2 separate regions of the Homo sapiens genome follow, and region 1 is linked to region 2. A link is a loop called in an ENCODE intact Hi-C map of the cell type or tissue named here. Cell type or tissue: endothelial cell of umbilical vein. All regions are shown on one strand.

Evidence for each region. A loop is a pair of places that touch in the nucleus more often than their neighbours do. Peaks named below come from ENCODE experiments on the same cell type or tissue, not always from the same donor. Only the 100,000 strongest peaks of a DNase experiment are listed, where the experiment ranks them.
Region 1: it touches region 2 in a loop (11-fold over the local background); 2 of 110 quality-filtered maps call a loop at or near these places.

The regions. Positions count from the first base shown.
Region 1 is chr11:128,206,928-128,210,927 of GRCh38, forward strand. It overlaps LINC02098 (long intergenic non-protein coding RNA 2098), which reads left to right and starts at 1,839. Exons shown (of 4, transcript NR_146647.1): 1 at 1,839-2,015. RefSeq lists an enhancer at 3,420-3,921. In endothelial cell of umbilical vein, no CTCF peak of the experiment used is centred here; DNase peaks (open chromatin) are centred at 1,194, 1,624 and 3,774; H3K27ac peaks cover 3,791 bases.
Region 2 is chr11:128,689,924-128,693,923 of GRCh38, forward strand. SENCR (smooth muscle and endothelial cell enriched migration/differentiation-associated lncRNA) reads right to left here. Exons shown (of 3, transcript NR_038908.1): 2 at 2,732-3,468; 3 at 1,749-2,198. It also overlaps a transcript of FLI1 not described here. Among named protein-coding and RNA genes, the nearest start is that of FLI1, 2.1 kb to the right of the region's middle. RefSeq lists silencers at 3,208-3,257, 3,278-3,417 and a cis regulatory region at 3,637-4,000. In endothelial cell of umbilical vein, a CTCF peak has its summit at 2,092 (motif pointing left); DNase peaks (open chromatin) are centred at 2,158, 3,001, 3,161, 3,748 and 1 weaker place; H3K4me3 peaks cover 2,380 bases; H3K27ac peaks cover 1,778 bases.

The sequences.
Region 1 (4,000 bases), 480 kb before region 2:
AGAAGCAGATGCTGGCACCATGCTTCTTGTGCAACCTGCAGAACTATGAGCTAAATAAACCTCTTTTCCTTTTGAATTAACAAGCCTGAGATATTCCTTTATAGAAACACAAATAAACAAATACAGGAGGTACAAACATAAAGGGGTAGCATGAAGGAGTTATTCTGTGGTGATAGAAGAATTCTGTATTTTGAATGTGATAATGATTATATGAATCTGTATATCGGACAAATTGCATAGAACTACATACATACACACATGCATGAATACATGTAAAAGTACTGAAAACTAAATAAGATCTATAGTCCAGTTAACAGCAATGTACCAATGTCAATTTCCTTGTTTGATGTTGTACTACCATTATAATATGATGTCATGCTTGGGGGAAGCTGGGTGAATGGTGCAGGGGTTCCTAGGTACTCTTTTGCACAACACTCTGAGTCTATAATTACTTTGAAAGTTTTTTTTTAAGCTAAGGAAAAGTTTCTTTCATTCAATAATCAACATCAACATTAACTTTCAACTGTTGACCTACATTACCACAGGGGTGAGCAGCTTGGGAGAAGAGGGCTCCTCAGTCTTGGTGCCAACGTGTTGTTTCTTGGCACCCCCACTGTTAATCTTGAGCAGACCTCCAGACCTACTCCAAATAAGCACACCAGTTGTGTAAAGCCAAGTATCCTGTTCAAGATCTTTTCTAGTCTTCATCCTTCCCTAGTTAGATCGCTACTTGAAACACTTTGGAAGCCACCATTAGATTGAGGGCTACTACTGGTAGTTCAGGGACCCAGATGGAAGAAGACACAGAGGTCAGCTGGAGAATTATAAGGTCTTCTTAATCTTATCCAATGTTTTTCAAGGATGGCAAATCAAATTCTGTCACTAACTTGGTTGTATTTATGTGACAAACGTTTAGTCAGTGCCTTCCCTGAAAGTCCTGAAACTTGTGAAAATGATTCCTGGTTGCCCAGTGCCTACAGGATAAATTCCACATCACTGAGTCGCTCACATAAACTCTTTCACAATATTTGCCCAACCTGCCTCTCTAGACCTATTTTTTTTCTTACTCCTTTCACCATCATTCTTCTTCAGGTTACCCTTACCCCAGAGGATATGATGCATTCTATATTCATCCACGTACATTTACTTGCAGTTTCACAAATATTGCACCACCCATTGTTCCTGCTAATCACTAAGTTTGGAATGTTCCCTCTGCCATTCCTGGAATATCCCTTGTCCCAACACACACATACATACACACACACACACACACATTCAAGCACAGAAAACACACACAAATCTTTTAGGGCCCAGTTCAAAAGTGGTTGCTTTGACATATTCCCTAACTAACCCCTGTGGTTTAGAATGGCCACTTCTTTCAGCTCCTCGCATTAGGAGGTGGAGACAGTTTTCCCCATTCTTGATTCTGGAATGGCCCAGTTAATTGTTCTCACCAGTTGAATGCAGTAGAGGTGGCACTGTGTGACTGTCCAGTCTCACTCAAGAGGCCTTGCAGTTTTTGTTCTCACTCTCTTGGAAAGCTGCTGCCCCCATATTAAAAACCTGGGTCAATATGCTGGAAAAGCCACATGGAAGAGAGCCAAGACACTCAGCTGCAAATTCGATGTTACTGCCAAGTATGTGAAGGAAACTTTCTTGGATCCTCTGGCTGCAGCCAAAACACCATGAGTAATCCCAAGAGATGCCAACAGAAGAGCTGTGTGGCTGAGCCCAGATCCCAGAGCAAAATCATGAACAATACCTTTTGTTTGAAGGTTCTTTTTTGGAATGATTTGTTACACCGTACTAGACAATTGATACAGCCTCGCCCCAACTCCAACCTCAAAAAACTAGTCATTCGGAATTCTGAAAGACCACAGCACTCTATGTCTACTTCTATTATAGATTCATATTTGACCATAATTATTTATTTCAACATTTCTCTGCACTACCAGACTTTGAGTTCCCTGGAACTAAAAATATTGCTTGGACCTCACGCTGTACCTGAATACCTGGTAAGCACTAAAGTAGTAATTGGCAAAGCAATGAAAAGCTAAAGAACTGGCCTTACTCAGGTTGATCCTGTCTGAGTGTGTTCGTCAAACCACAGGCAGAAGGAACTTTCACTTCATACACTGGAAAGAATAGTGAACCTCATGCCTCAGTGGTGTGGCTCACCTGAGGTTAAGTTTAGCAGCAGTAGTAGACTGGAACTTTTTAGAATGCTAAGATTCAACAGCCTCAGATGAACAGTATTTTACTAGCTCTGCCAATCTAAAAGCCTAGGGAACTCTTTGCTTGCAAATAAAAGAATATAATTCCAAGCAAAATCCTGTAAGACTTGGCTTTGAGTCAAAATTATAAAAATAAAAACATTTGATTTTTACAATTCCTCTCTAGAGTTTTGTCCAGCATTATCCAGATGAAGTTGAATTATTCAATATACCCTATAGTTATTTACATATAACTGGTGACATGGCTGAAAAAAGGAGGATCTTATCAATTGTCTTCAGATAATAATTTCTCCAGTTTAGAACCATATTTTGCCTATATGTTAGCTGGACGAGTCCAACTATTGAATCATTAAGTAATCCATTTCTAAGCATGGATATTAAGTTACTTTTTTACATTTAGTTAAGGTTGCATTATTGCATTTAGTACTATTTTCATCTTATGTGTTACTGTTAATATTATGTTATCTTTAATCACTAGATGAAGTTGGAAGGCAAAAAATGAGTAAGGGGCTTGGAAGAAGAAATTTTCAATTCTTGTTTTGCTTTGTCAGTGACTTGCTCCTTGTCCCTTTTCGTCTTAAATATTTGTCCCTAGTTTCATTACTGGCAATGCCTTTTAATGAAAAAAGAAATGTTTTAATTAACCACAATAGTATTTGTTTATGTTAACTTAAAAATTACAGCATTTGCAAATTTTTAACTATAACCAAAATCAACAGCTAGCCTAATTTTAAAAAAGACTTTAGAATGCCTTGATATCTATTGGAACATTACATATTTGTGATCCATTTTACTTTCTACTGTTGAACAGCAGATCCTTCTGGTTCAAGAAAGGCTACGACTCCTTATTAAGTTGCTGTAGTATTGGCAAAATACAAACCAAACTCTATATTAGTGACCCTGTATTTATTTGTAAGAAAATTTAATCCATATGATTTTGAGTCATTGTCACTTACAGTAATACAAGCAAATCATGCTGCGTAAGTGCTACTTGATTTCCAAGATGCCTTTTGAACCACCTTTTGAGGTGGTCTTTTTTATTTAGGACAAGAAGGTTTATTTTTACTGGTTGAAAAAAGGCTCAAGTTTGAGTAAAAATATGGGCATTCATCAAAACAGAGGATGAAAAACAGACTTCTTCAGACAAGTAACAGCGTAAGTGTTGAGGAGTGTTCTAGACAGATAGACTGACTCAGCTGTGACATGTACACTTTCTGGGCAAAGATTAACCCTCCTGCCAGCATAAGCCGACAGTAATAAGCAAGTCAACTTTTCTTTTCCACATTGTCCAATGTAGACAACTGGTGACTGAATTAAAAATGCAAATCAAATTATTGTAAAGTGAATGTGTGTTGATTTTGTAACATTTATTTAGGTGGGAGAGCCAGGGTTTGAATCAGTCTTGTGTTGTCTGTTGAACTGGGTGCTGAATGGAATCCACCTAAACTGGCTCGTCCTCAAACTTCATACCAGAGCAATGAATCACCTTCAAAGCTAACTCAGGGAGCATATTGGCTCCAAAGACCATTAACCCTGGGAACTCCCCAACTGAAAGGTGGGACTGGAGAGATTTAGAACTGCTGGCTTGGAGTTGTGAGTCATGGTTGAATGCCAACAACCTGGCATAAATCACAGAAGCACTTGAATTTCACATTCATTACTTACAACAGTGTGGAAATTGCTCAACATTTATGGCAGACATGCATTCCACAGATATAAAAATAAAACTTTATTAGAAAACTTGATATTAAATTTAGACACTGAGA
Region 2 (4,000 bases):
GAACCAGCGTGGGGAGCGGGCCAGGCGAGCAGAGGCTCTAAATCTTCCTTCACTCTGTGAGTAGATGAAGTCTGAGAAACAAATTCAAAGCAGGCGCGCCTGCAGAGCCTTCCTGCAGAAATATTCCCCGGCATTCAAGCGCATCCAGGGGCGGCTTGAGCTGCCTTGTTTGGCTAAGGTCAGACGAGACTCGAGTTCTCCAATAAAAATAAATCTCAAATTAATTATGGCCTCGAGCGAGAGGCCAGACACTTGAAGCTGCATTTGTGCAGTCTGGAGTTTTGGCGCTTGCCCGCCCACCCCTCCGGTTTTCTCCCGCCCTCTCCTCCTCCCCCTTTGCCAGCTCGGATACCCGCTGCGGCCTCGCTGGACCAGAGGGGCATGGGAGGGGAGGACGAAGGACGGAGGGAGAGGAGCGGCCCGAGACATTCTGCCAGGCCTGGCATCCTGCGGAGTTTCAAGTGACGGAGCCACCCCTGGGTCTGTTACCCCAGGGACCAGGCTCAGATCGTCAGGTCCGCCCACCCCAAACCCAGTCTGGGGCCGAAGAAGCCCGGGAAGCCCGTGTCTGGAAAGTCTTGACCGGGTCAAAAGGGCTGACATTGAGCGAGCCAAGACACGTTTCGACCCGCCGCTCCCCTCCCGGGGGAAGCAGGACTTCCGCATCTTTGAAAATACTGTCAAGTGCGAATGGTGCGAGGCAAGTCGTCTCACCAGCGTTCCAAATGAAAATGCTCCAAATCCAAATATTTCCTGAGTATTCACGCCCATGTGCACGGTTTCTGTAAGTGACCCCAGACTTGGAAACATGTGGTGGGCTGTTTTGTTGTTGGGACATTTTTTTCTCCAGTTGGTAGCTTTTGTTTTAAATACTGGGAAGAGCTTCCTTGGCTGTGAGCTGCCTCTGACTTGAAAACCAGCCCCGAGCTGCTGGAAAGTGAGCTGTCGCCGATGGCACTCATACCAGCTCCTGTTCAGCAGCTCTGCCCAGTCTGGGAAAGGGCGAGGCCATTGGAGCCATGGTAAGCCAGGAAAGAGGGTGTGCACAAGTGTGTGGGCAGGGGCAGCCTTCCCCAAGCTGGGCCCAGAGACTAAGGAAAGAGGAAGGAGAGAAGAGAGGAGGGAGAGGAGAGGGAAGGGGAGGTCTGCCCCACTAACACAAGACAGTTTTCATTTGTAGGCCCTCACCGCAGGCTCTCTATCAATTTGTCTCAATGCAAACATTCAAAATATCCCCTTTGGCTGCTCGTGAAAACAATGTGAGCTGCCAGGATCAAACCATCTTTCCAGATGTCTGGTGGTAACCACATTAAACAGGGTAGACTTGTTTACTATTGTGCTTGGTTAGGGCGCTTCCCCCATCCCCTTTCAGGATTTAAAAAAGCAGCAGTAGCAGTGGAGTTGACCATCAAACCCTGAGTTACATAAAAGTGGGGCAAACTGACCTACGGGCATGCCAACACTGGATGGAGGAAATCCGAGATTCCCGCAGGCATCTAGTCAGAGTTAGGTGGGGTCTTCTTTCTGGGTGGAGACCTCTGTGAATGGACAGGAGCTTCTCCCAGGGGGCTGAAAATCGCCAACAACAGTGGCACCAGTGCCAGTCTGTGAGTCCCAAAGGGCCGGGGTGCCTGTGTCTATGCATCTAGTGGTGCCTGTGCCAGGCTCTCCACTACCCCCCGCCCATCTCCAAAACCATGAAATTGCCGTAGCTTTGGAGAAACAGAAAGTGCGATGGAGTTCCACAGTTAAAAACTAAAGGGCAAGTCTTCAATTTAATCTAGTTCCATATTGAATAATTCCAGTGGGGGAGGCAGCTGGTGCTGAAAGGAATTGGGGGACAGTATAGGAATGTTCGGGTGACTACTGATTAATGTAGTGAAGATGATCTGTCACTTGCCAGACCAACAGGAGTTGGAAAGAGAAACCTAGCCATGGTGTCTGCCACAGAGGGACCCTCTAAAGTGCTAGGAGGAGGGTGGGGGGCAGTCGCCACCTGTGGGATGCCATGAACAGCCTCTGCAACTGGCCAGCACCAGGAAGGGGGGCCTCCTGGTGGTGGAGTTGGAGTCCTTTCTGGCTGAATGAGGAGCAATGTGGCTGGGGTGTGCGGGTTTCTGGTGAGGTCCGGGTGGGAAGCCGTCTCTCCGCATTCTCCTGAAAGCTCTGTTGTAGTTTGAAGGTCGGTAGAGCCTGGGCTGAAAAGGAAACAATTTGGGGTTTGAAAGGATGTAATTCATTCTTCCTTTCCCGTTAACCTCTTTCCTCTCTGGAAAGCACGTGGAAACGCTGAAGGGAGGAGTGAGAGGGCAGGCAGCCTGCCGCGGGGAGGAAAGGGTTAAGCCTGATTTCTTTTAATTGAACTCCAGAACTGGTGGCCCCAGGCAAAGGGGGGGACTGACCCCGCTAGCGGTAACCAGATGTGGCGGTCCCAGGGGAGCCCCGGAGCAGACCCCTGGATTGAGAAGCAGACAGGAGCGGGGGGAGTCAGCCCGGCCCCCATCCCACCATCCACCCCACCCCCACCCCCAACACGCACACCAAGTCTCAATTGCTGGCAGGCTGCACCCGCCACTCCAGGTCTGGTCACGTTCAGACCCGTGTCTGTATTCGAACCCAAAATTGGAGCCGAATTGATGAGACTAATTTCTAGAGAGGGAGGGGGAGGGAGGGAGACGAGTGAGCTCTCGGGCTCAATTGCTCCTGAAGAAATAAAGAATTAATAAGTCACCTTTTTTCGCCTCTGTGGACACCCTTTTGAAATTTTTTCTTCCAATTGACTTGGATCTCCTCTGGATTTTTTTTCCCTCTTTCCCCCGTCGGACTCTTAAATAAAAGTGAGCAAGTCCAAAGCGTGGTCCGGAGAGCGTGGACAAGGTAACCTGTTTTGGATGTCCGGGAGAAGGGAGTCCGGCCGAAAGGGCCCAGCCCCTCGAGGCTGCTCCAACTGGGGCGCGCGGCGGCCCAGGAGGGAGGCGGGGAGGTCTCCGGGTTGGGCCGGGGAACGCCGGCCTCCAGGCTGGGTAGGGAGGACGGTCCAGAGCGCGGGCCTCCGGGTCTCACCCCGGGAAAAGTCTGGGTCTGCTCTGCGCTGTTGCGTGCTGCGCTCCTGGGACCTGCTGACTGTCCTAGAGGGAACGTCCCGCGGTAGTGTCAGTTCCCTGGGGACCAGGAAGGGCGACTCTTGCCTGGGAGTCAGTGCTTGGGCCGTCGGGTCCGGGTAAGCGCTGGGGGTTTGGCTCGAGAAGATGCGGATAGGTGGCCTAGGGCGCCGCGGATCTCCGCCCTCTGCGGGCACCGGGAGCCCAGGGTCGAGGCGCGCCGCCCCGAGGGGCCCCTTCTCCTAACAATGCGCCCGGAATGGAGTCCGCGCCCTGACAGCGCGGGTCAGCCCGAAACCGCCCAGAATCCGCTTCGATGAGTGGGTGAGCCGCTCTGGGAGTCTGCCGCGTCTCGGCAGCGGAGGGCCTGAGTGGAAAAATTCTTATTGGATGCACTTTTTAATGGTTGGTTTGCCTCGGTTTTCGTCCGAGTCTTCCCCGGCAGTAGGCGCTGGGTTACCCGCAGCCCTAGCCAACTCTCCCTCCATACCCCCCCTACCCCACCCCCAAAAAGTTTGTCTCCGGCTGGAAAAAGCATTAATGAACGTATCTGTGGGAAGAAACGGAAAGTGAATGAGTCAGGAGGGCCACCTTCGGCCAACCGCCTCAGGAAAAGCAAAGAAGCCAAAGGTCTTTGGCTTTGGATTTTGGGGGAAGGTGATGGGGGGAGGTTCAGACTTCGGGAATCAGGGCGCGGACGCTGGGCGTGGACCCCGTCATTGTTCCCGGCTAGCTCTTATCTCCCAGGAGCAAGTATCCTGTGTGCGCAGCGCATGAATGTGTCTGGGCATCTCCGCGTATATTTATATAGTGTGTGATGCGAAAAGCAGGACCAGCAGGGGAGGAAGAGGGGGTGTGGGGGGGGAGGGAAGACGAGGGAGAGCAGAGGGGAGAGAAGA